Regions from separate parts of the Homo sapiens genome. Here region 1 is linked to region 2. Evidence: read pairs that join two places in POLR2A ChIA-PET (ENCODE). Cell type or tissue: IMR-90. All regions are shown on one strand. Links, peaks and the distances in the headings refer to the core of each region. The heading gives the core; the rest is flanking DNA.

Evidence for each region. Peaks named below come from ENCODE experiments on the same cell type or tissue, not always from the same donor. Only the 100,000 strongest peaks of a DNase experiment are listed, where the experiment ranks them.
Region 1: POLR2A ChIA-PET joins it to region 2 with 6 read pairs; 2 of 35 experiments call an interaction of 5 or more read pairs at or near these places.

Annotation. Positions count from the first base shown.
Region 1 is chr3:29,324,663-29,330,059 of GRCh38, forward strand. All of the region lies in intron 1 of RBMS3 (RNA binding motif single stranded interacting protein 3), which reads left to right. Among named protein-coding and RNA genes, the nearest start is that of RBMS3, 46 kb to the left of the region's middle. In IMR-90, for the core only: no CTCF peak of the experiment used is centred there; no DNase peak of the experiment used is centred there.
Region 2 is chr3:29,603,140-29,608,536 of GRCh38, forward strand. The region is part of intron 4 of RBMS3 (RNA binding motif single stranded interacting protein 3); the gene reads left to right. Among named protein-coding and RNA genes, the nearest start is that of RBMS3-AS2, 37 kb to the right of the region's middle. In IMR-90, for the core only: no CTCF peak of the experiment used is centred there; a DNase peak (open chromatin) is centred at 2,932; H3K27ac peaks cover 1,807 bases.

The sequences.
Region 1 (5,397 bases), core at 142-5,141, 280 kb before region 2:
GCCCTTACAATCTCCTGCACTAAAGTTTAATCACTTCCCTCCTAATATCCTAAAGAAGACAAGAGCTTTCTCTCCTAATTCTTTCCTTCTCTCCTTTTTCTTTTTCTCTTTCCTTCTTTCTCTTTGCTTACCTAGTATTCTTTCCAGCCTGCCTGCCTATCTGCCTTTTCTTCTCTCCTTCCTCTCCTCTTCCTTTACTCTCATTATTCCCTTTGTTTTCCTTTTCCCCACTGTTATTTTTTTTTCTAATTTCATGTCATTTCTGTTATGAAAACTAGATCCCAGTTAATGGAGCTTTATCGTATTTGCACACAGATGAAAGAATACATGCATATAATAATGAATTGCTGCATTCTTTGTAACAAGAGAATATTGGAAACAACTTGAATGTCCATTAATAGGGGACAAATTGAATAAACTATGGCATGTCTGTAAAACAGAACTCTCTGTAACTGTAGAAAAGAATCAGGAAACACTCTATGTATTAAGTTGTAAGTATCTCCAAAATATTTTGTGAAGTGAAAAAAAGACATAGTGCAGAACATTTGTATTTTATATTTCGTTTGTGAAAAAAGGCGGTGGTGGGAAATAAGATTATATTTTACATTTTATTGCTCTTAGTAAACACCAAAAAATTTGTGTAGGAAACTATTCCTGGGTGTCAAGGATAGATGGGCTGAGGAATAGTAGAAAGGGAGATTTTATCGTTATACCGTTTTGTATTTATTAACTTTCAAAAGTGTGTTAATATATTATCCATCCAAAAAGTGAAATATAATAATGTAAACCTGGGAAGCCAATGTAAGATTCAGTTGAAAGAAAACTATCCCATTAAATGCATATATATATATATGTGTGTGTGTGTATGTATGTATATACATGTGTGTATATATGTGTGTATGTATATATATACATGTGTGTATGTATATATATACGTGTGTGTATATATATGTGTGTATATATGTATGTATATATATACACATACACACACACACACACACATACACACACATATGTATAAATTTGACATGACTGGTATAGTTATCCAAACTCACAGGTGTTCTTCTAGAATATTAGCTATCTATGGCTTAAATTATGTAAAATTGTCATTTTTTACTAAAAAACCATTTCAAATATTGGCAATTTCATACTATTGGCCTAATCTTTCCTTGTCTTAAGTTGAGGCATCAAAAATCTATCATCAGGTTGCCTGGGCTATTACTCTCTTTAACTTCATTCTTCTCCTGTGCTATAGAAACTTTTGGAGTCATATTTCATTAATTTCCCCAGGTCACCTGGATAGGACTATGAAGTGTGGCAATCCTGAATCACCTTTCCATCCTTGCTTTATTAACTTTACACTTGACTGTAGATTAAACTGTCATAATCTACCACTGAGATTATGGTGTTTTTTTCCTAAGAAGTCATTCTGAATCTCAGGCTTTCCTTGCAGGTCTAATGTCTTCATTGCCACCAAATTTATCTTTCTACAATGCAGTTTGACTCCTGTTTCTTTTTACTAAGTGCATCCCATGTCTTCTCACTGGCTACATAATATATATGGACTAAACTCCTTGGAAAGCATGCAATTCATCCTCATTCTTACCTCCACCCACTGATCTTTCCATAAACTCTCTAAACCTGTTCTTTCCCCAAATTATGATCCCCAATAAGTCTCCATGGCTTTGCTAATTACTTTCTGTTTATTAAAATGAGCTTCTCCACCTTCTATGTCTTGCAAGCCTCTTATTACCATTTAAAGGTTTTACACAAATAAGTGTTCTCTCTGTAGTTCTGATTCCCAACTATCCACAATTAATCTCTTGCTTATTTATGTTTCCATGGTCCTATGTAATTACCCCTATTATAAATCTAGTCATTAGGACCTATTCCAGATATTTGTTTATGTGGCTACCTACCTTCCTCACTACCTTCTGAGTGATTGGCAGCACAGATGAAGGTCTTGGTTATCCTTGTATTCCCTCGTACTGAGCTCAGTGTTTGGTATAGAGTTTTGTGATTAGTAAATATTGGTTTATTGAGTAATGCTTCAGTCTTACTACTGGCATCCTTTTTTTTTTTTTTTCGAGACAGAGTCTCGCTGTGTCGCCAGGCTGGAGTGCAGTGGCGCAATCTCACCTCACTGCAACCTCCACCTCCTGGGTTCCAGCGATTCTCCTGCCTCAGTCTCACAAGTAGCTGGGACTACAGACGTGCACCACCACGCCCAGCTAATTTTTTGTATTTTTAGCAGAGACGGGGTTTCACCGTGTTGGCCAGGATGGTCTCGATCTCCTGACCTCATGATCTGCCCGCACTGGCCTCCCAAAGTGCTGGGATTACAGGCGTGAGCCACCACACCCGGCCTAGAATCCTTTTGTATATGGAAGGAAGTATTTTAAAAATCCTTTTTAAAAAAGGTAGGAGACTAATGTTAAGGAAGGTTTTGGGAGTGGGGAAAGAAATGCCTTTACATTAAGGACATGAAAATTGAAAGTACAAAGCAGTCTCTAATTTGTTCATTATTTGCCATAAGGACATGATTTAGTTTTGAATGTATTCCACCAGGTTCTCTTTATCTCCTTTGCTTCATATTAGTGTTTATTTTGATGATGATTAAGGCAATATGCTACTAAGAATTGTGCTGTCTTTTTGTAAATTATGCCTGAAAAAATCGTGATTGTTCCTGTTGCTTTGAAGTCTTATGTTTATATTTAATTGTAAAAGTTAAGGCTACCTCTATGTGATAGACAGAGTGTTCTCCAAAAAATGCCCGCAAATTTGGAGTGGAGGATAAATGACAGTTTTCTCTTCCTACTTCTCCCTTCCTCCTTTTCCTCCTCCTTCTGTTACTTAATATTATCACTATTATCATTATTTTCTTCTAATCTGGAAATATAATAGCTTAATAGCCTAGTCTAGCTGAGTTGGACTTGTGTATTTGTTGAAAATATTAAGTTATAACTTTGGAGTAAATACTCATCATAAAATGAGAATGATTTGATGGTGTGTGTTCTTGTGTATTGCACAGACACATTACTGAGTGGCACATAGAGTTGCAGTGAGTTTTACTGTAAGGGAGTATTTTAGCCATCATGTCTTCCAAGGATCGCATGCCCTGTTTCCTAGGTCCTAATAAAAGCTTGTATTTATATGTAACTCACTATTGCCATTTCAGTTCATCAAGATTAACACCAAGGAGCTATTATCGATCACGTCAGAGTGAGGCAGGTAGAATGCTAGAATTTTTTGAGGATGAAATAAAGTGATCTTAGTCTCTGGCATCTTAGTTGTTGGGTGCCTTCCTTTTTCTTTTATCAGTAAATGATTGTTATCTATGACCAAAGAAAGAAGAGAAATTCGCATTATTTAGCATTTTGCCCACTTAGGTGGCACTTACTCTGATTTAGTCTATTATAACATCATTATGTCTTGCTAATGGCACCATGCAGTTCACTTCCTTCAACTGTTTGCAGAGTGCCTCTCCATTTAAACAACGTGGCACGTTTAAATAGTTTACTAGTACTATAACATTCTTGGCTTATTGTACATTAGATTTTAAAATTTAGAAAATTTTCTATTGAGCACAAGAATATATAATGGTGAGCATGACTTTAAATACTGAAATGAAAAGTCTGTGAGAACAATTATCTGTTTCGTTATGTGTTAGAAGTGGTAGATATGTTTTCTGTAAATGTGAATAAACTGAAATGAAATTTTAAAGCTTGTGGAATGAAACGACAAAAAGGACATTGGTATTACACAGTTTCTTTCAATTCCACCATCCCTACCACCCACCCAACCCTTCATCCCAGAATTAGTGTTGGTCTGTTGCTTTCCACGGTTCCATGAAATAGTTAGATGATTTAATAAGAACTTTGGAATATGTCCTCTTTTCCCTCAACCTCCAGGTAAATTTATTGGTAGTTAATGTTGCTAGTCTTTTCATGGCCTAGAAAATTGTTCTCTCTTTTCTTCACTTAGTTAACTTTTATTTTTCCTTCTAATGAGAGCTCAGGTCTTCCTTCCTATGCAAGGCTTCCCTGACCTCCATTGGGTTAGATCTCTCATAAAGGTGCTCAGAGCACTGCTTACTTGGCAAACCTTCAAATTCACATTTGTTTACGTGTTTATTTTTATTAGTCTTCCTTCCCTATTAATCCAAAAGCCCTATAAAGCTGAGGGCAGTCTTCAACTCCCTATTGGATTATTAATTCCAAGTATAATGTTTTGCACATACTAGTCACTGAGTAAATATTTTTGAAACATGAAAGAGTGTTCAGATGTGAAAACACTCATTTTTGGCTATAGAATATAATTTGGGGTATCTCCATCAAATGCATACCTAGTTATGATTTTATTAATTTTCTGCAATTTAAATCAGTATTGTTTCTTTACTCCGAAATGTAAATTAAGGTTCAGTGTTTAATGCCACTATACCGGGAAAATATATGTTTTTGGCTTTTAATTCCATAACATGTATTTTTTGCCCCTGAACTTCAATTAAATGTTCTCCAGTTGGTTTTTTGTGTTGGGGTGGGGCAGGGGGTTTGTAAGGTAACCCTTTTGGTTTTAGAGCATAACTGCATCCATACTTTTATAACCCATTTACAAGTGTTGTAAGTATATGAACCTTAAAATGTATATACAATTCTTCAAAGCTCATGTGTAATTAAAATCTGGAAGGGCAGGTGGTTGAGAGGTTCTAGTAATTTATTGTGTTACTCTAAGATAAGAATCAAAAATTTAAAAATCACAGGAGAGTCTATAGTTAGCGTGTATCCAATTGATATACAATAAAAGCCACAGGAAGCATTTATTAAAAGACTCATAATGAAACCAAAAGAAATAATCCATTAGGAGTTAACTCGCAGAATATCATATAGAAAACTGAATAAGCTTTAGAGAAATGTCTTATTCTTTGACTCTTCTTTGGGCAGAAGGTACTACAGAATATTAACTAGACAGATTTTCATGATTGCCTATTCAAAGAAAATGAAGTATTTTGATGTGCCATGCATTGAGTCAAGCTTAATGCATATTTAAGCACAGTTCTAGCATCTGAGTGGTAAACTGGTCTTTTACTCCTAATGGAATTTTTGTTCCTGACATGGAAAAAATCATGTGAAAAATTTTTATAGATTATATATATTATATGTATATTTTATAAATCATGTGAAAAATTTTAATATATATTAACTATATAATACATATTAATATAACTATATAATTAATATATATATTAATATAACTATAGAATTAATATATATATTAATATAACTTTTGTTATATTCACAAGATACTTTAAAATCTTATTCATTTCTCCAACTTCTAGAACAATTTTTCCTGGGCAACTATTCAAATCTTTGTGAAATATACATCTTACTCTATGACATC
Region 2 (5,397 bases), core at 284-5,283:
ACCACAGTGCCTATCCAGCAAGTAGCAAGTAATAATACTTGTTGAATGAAATAACTCCATGTGGTAGTCGTTAATGTCCCAGTTTTACAAATGAAATAATTAAAGCTCAAAGAGCCTAATTTATTAAAATCATACAGCCAACTGGATGTCAATATCCTATCTCATGTCTAACTCCAAAACCATTAATGTATTAGAGCTCTTTCTTTTTAATTGAGTAGGACAAAGAAAGAAAGTACTGCAAAATTCATATTTCCTTTTATAACAAGGTTGAAACCTTATCTGTGCAATCTTTTAGAACACTGGTTCTCAACTAGAGGCATTTTGCCCACCATAGAGGACATTTGGCAATGTTTGGAGACATTTGTGGTTCTCTTGACTGAGAGGAAAATTAATATTGGCATCCACTGACACTATATGATGCATGCCAGAGCCCCTCCACACTTCATTGGTCAGTTCAGCTACCTCCCTCTTTTGTTTCCTTTCTTTCTAGCTTCCTTTATTGATTCATTCAGCATAAAGCATATGCATAGACTGCTTAGTGTATAGAAAACCAATAACAAGTAAGATACAATTCCAGACCTGAGGAAACTTATGGTTTATAGGAAAGTGCAGATAAGTAAGTAGGTAATTATTACCCATGGTAAAGAGCTACCTAGAGGTGTACATTCAACTGGCCACTATGTTAATACTGAAGCTAACACCTGAACCACTGCTTTAGAGCCCTGGTTCTCAACTACAATATCTATAAACATTTGTAGTGGTCACAATTAGGGCACAAGTTGCTTTAGAGCCCTGGTTCTCAACTGCAACATCTATAAACATTTATGGTGGTCACAACTAGGGCACAAGTTGCTACTGGCATCTGTTCGGTGGGTAGAAGCCAGGATGCTGCTAATCATACTGCAATGCATTAAATAGTGTCTCATTTTTGCTACAATAAAGAATTATTCGGTCTAAAATATCAATAATGTCAAGGTTGAGAAACGCTATTTTGGAATAATAAAACCAGATCATTGTGGTTTTGCCATTGCATTTTAAAAAATCAATCTTAATTTTCTTGCTCTCCATAATTATTTTTTACATATTGTAACTAGCAATATAATTGTGAGTGTATAATATTTCATCTTATAAGTGACAAGAAACTATATGATTACTTATTGGAAACACCATTTTTAATATCTTTAATGACATGTCATACTAACATTTGTAGTTTATTGTACCTCCTTTCTTTTAAACTTCTATCATAGTCCAACCTTAAGCCTTTGTGACACTTCTATTTTTTAAGTTTAGTCCTTGGATGCTATTCCTTTTGGAGGCAGAATCCAGGCCTGGTGCCTCATCATCCTTCCTATAGAGTTCTGCACATGGTGGGCTCTCGGATTTTTATTGAATGTCTCAAAGCAAGTTAATTCTCCTTCAGAGGCTAGGCAACTAAATGTCGTGGGAAAGAAGAATCCAACTGACTAAAATAGATATCATGCTACAGTACCTGCAAATGAGCTCAGATATTAAATTTTTGATCACTAAAAATTCCTTCAATTAGAGTTGGAAACCATATATGATTATGCTTCTGGATAATTTGCAATGGATGTTCAATTTTTCTTTCAGGAAACAGCTCTGTTCCTTTAGTTTTTAATATCTATCACTCAGTAGATCTTAGCAGTTAGTGATCATTAGTTTTCCTCCAGGGATAGACTACTAGAAGAGTGGAAATTTGGTTGGCATTTGTCTACCAGCATATCTTTTTAATGGGGTTAGAGCATGATAGCAATTAAACCTTAGGTGCTTTGAGATATCTTTTGGCATATTGGATATGTTGACATCCTCCTCCAAAATAAAGCAAAAATAAATCTTATAATGACTTTCTTTTCTTTATTCATACACTACAACTTTCTCATAGCTTGTTTTGTAACTTGCATTGAATATTATGGTTCCATTCCTTCTTTGTATATTTCAAGCATAATATTTATATTCTCCTTATATTTTTGTAAATTGTTTATCCTCCTTTGCTTTTCCTCCTTTGAAATACAATCTGAAAACAAGTTATGGATTAAAGGAAGCCACTGTGCAGACTAAAAATTCTTAAACTGAAGAAAAAATGAAACATTTTACGATTGTTTAGGTATTATAGGCATTGACTGGCTAGTAAAAAGGTCAATGCACCAGCAGAAGGTTGTATACGCTGTTAACAAAGGCAATTCCTCATGAAATGTTGTACATTTCAATATATAGAATCATATTGAATAATACTATGGAAATTCCTTTGAGTTTTCCAGAATTTTAAATGAAGTAAATTTATACGCTTTCTATGTTGCTCTTAATATCGATGATCCCAGATTATTGTGTAGATTAGGGAACCACCTACATACTTTCTGTACTTCATGGTAGATCCTGGTAGAAAAAGAAATGAGGTTGAGAGTGAATGCAGATAGCAAGGGTTATCCAAAAGAATATAGAAAAAGTAGAAATGGAAGATAATGTAATATTATTTCATAAGTTGATGAACTTGTGAGGATAAAAATGAATTTCAGTTATGCTTGACTTTGGCAGTTCAGATTCTACAAGGCGGGGAACAGTACAGCTTTGGGACCCTTTTTTAATATTCTCCCTAAGTTGACTTTAGTGGGTGGATTTAGTATACCATGTCAAGAATGCTAGTACTGATGATTTGTGTCCTTTTGTACTAATGTTGCTAACATGTTCATTGCACTTCCAAGAAGATCGTCACAACTATTTAGAACCTGGTCAGATATAGCAGTTTGACCTTAGTATGTGGTTTTCTTGCATTTTCCCCTCTTTCTGGCTTTGTTAAGACATGAAACAAGGTAGTTTTTTTTTTTTTTTCTAACTCCTTGGAAGTGTATATATATCTTATGAGTTATACCATCCTAGCTTTGGTGAAACTCACAGTTTACAGTTTGACCTTTCTTAGTAAGTAGGAGTTTTGCTGAATCATACTCCAGTACTGTGAGGTTGCAGATTGTCTATTCCTTAAGTCTTTAGGTTGCTTAATGATAAATTAAATAGGGGATGGCTGTCTTTTCTCACTCCTAGATTTTATTCACCACACACTCAGTGGTGTAATAACAATCCCTTCGCATTGTCATATGATTGATGTTTAAAGACCCTATTATTTGGAACCTGATTCCCATCAAGGTTTATGCAAATATTTATGGATCACTACTTGGCTTACAGGATGCTAGACATTCTGACATGGTCACTTGTATACCAAAAGATTTTACTGACAAACATTTCAAGTGTGTTTGACTTATTTTGAACATCAACATAAAATTTACTGGATCCCAGAGGATTTCAATAACAAATAGAATTTGGAATCAGAGCTGGAGTTGGACACATTTTGCTCATGTCATTAGAATCTTCCTCAGACTTCTCAGACTCTCTTTGTATAAAGCATCCATGAGAAGCTGTCATGTCTAATTTCTTATAATAAGTAGGGTCAATTTCATGAGCAGAACATATGACTGTATTTTATATATGCAATATAAAATCACAACCAGACATAAGTGGACATGGGAAAAAAAACAGCAACCAGATTAAACATTCACAGCTGTTTCTGAGTTTTTCTGTATTGTTCCTTTACTATTTGTTTATTCATTCTTTTATCTTCTAGTGCTCACTTGCAGACAAATGTTGCCCATGCCAATGTTTCAGAAAATACATGAGATAAAACATAGAAAAAATTCTATCCATCAATGTGCTATTTTTTTCTTTGAATTGAAAATTTTTCCATTGTATTAATTTAGAGTGAAATTTTTCTCATGTAAAGCATTCTATAATATGCAATACAAACAACAGGCAAACTATGCCAGATAAATTAATAAATAAAATAATCTGACAGAGAAAAAAGTACTGTTTGCTTCACAGTTTCACTAAACCTAAATATTCTATTAAAGTCAGTGTATGGAGTATGCTGGAAAATGGCAAACATTCTGTGTGGGTTTCAGAATTGCTGTATTGGGTACATTTTAAATATTTGGTTATCATGTCAAGTTATTACACATTTTAGATATTTATGATTATTGAGATTTCAATAATAAGCTATTAAATATTTTATTTAAAGTTCCATTCTATTTTTTGTTGCCTTAGTCCCATTGGGCTGTTATAGTAAAATGCCATAGACTAGGTAGCTTATAAACAACAGAAATTTATTTCTCAGAGTTTTGGAGGCTGGGAAGTCCAAGATCAAGGTGCTGACAGATTCAGTGTCTGTTGAGGGCCTGGTTCCTGTCTCAAATGGAGCCTTCCAGCTGTGTCCTCACACTGTGGAAGGGGCAAACAAGTTCTGTGCCTATTTTATAAGGATATTATTCCCATATATGAGGGTTCTGCCTTTATGATCTAATGATTCCCAAAAGGCCCCACCACCCAATATCATCATTTTTGGAGTTACTATTTCAAAATAAGCATTTTGGGGGGATGCAACATTCAGACCATAGCAGCTGTACAATTGGCAAAAGGATTGCCTGTTTTTAAATCTCTGAATTTGATTTTTTTTCCCAAATACCTTTACTAGAAAGAAAATTTAAACATTTTACATTTTTACTTTACATGGAGAAAATTCATGTCTTGCTCTGTTGTAAGTTTCATATTATTCTCTGTTTAAAGTTCCCAATCAGAACATATTACAACAAAATCTAACCAATTAATTAATTGTTTTCACTATCTTGATCATAAATTTTGTATATTCCTTTACAATATTAATTCTTTGCTGCTAGTCTTAAGAAAAAAATAAGCTTTGTGGAAAAAGATAGGTATATGCATATTTTGTGTATATTTTGCCTTTACTATAGAATTTATGAAACATACACAAAAGCAGAGAAAATAGTGTAATTTACATGGTACGAGAAATCTCAACATGCCCATCATCCAGCTTCAACATTTATTCTACTATGAATCTTATTTCATCCAACTATTTTACCACTTTCTCACTCTTCAAGAATACATTATATTATTTTATAATATTTATAGATAAAATAATATGTCTGTCTATATCCCAGACATCATATTATTTCACCTATATATATTTTACCATTTGCCTCTACCAGCCAAGAATTGGTATGTATTCATCATCCAGATTGAGGTATTTTTTTAAAGCAGCATTAACTTTTGTGGAAGTATCGTAATAAGACGGAATATTCTGAGTTAAAATCAAACAAATCTTTCCAATTAAATAATTGAGAATTAGCTAGAAAAATGACTTAAAACTTAGTGTAATAAAGCTAGTAGAATATTAAAGATAAGGCATAACACATTTCTTCTTACATTCTTAGTTTCATTGTGATATAAGGATTAGTTATATGCTGCTTAAAGTCAAGATTATACAATTACACAGAAAATGTTCCAAGCTAATCCCTTGGGGTTGATTTTGGCTGATAG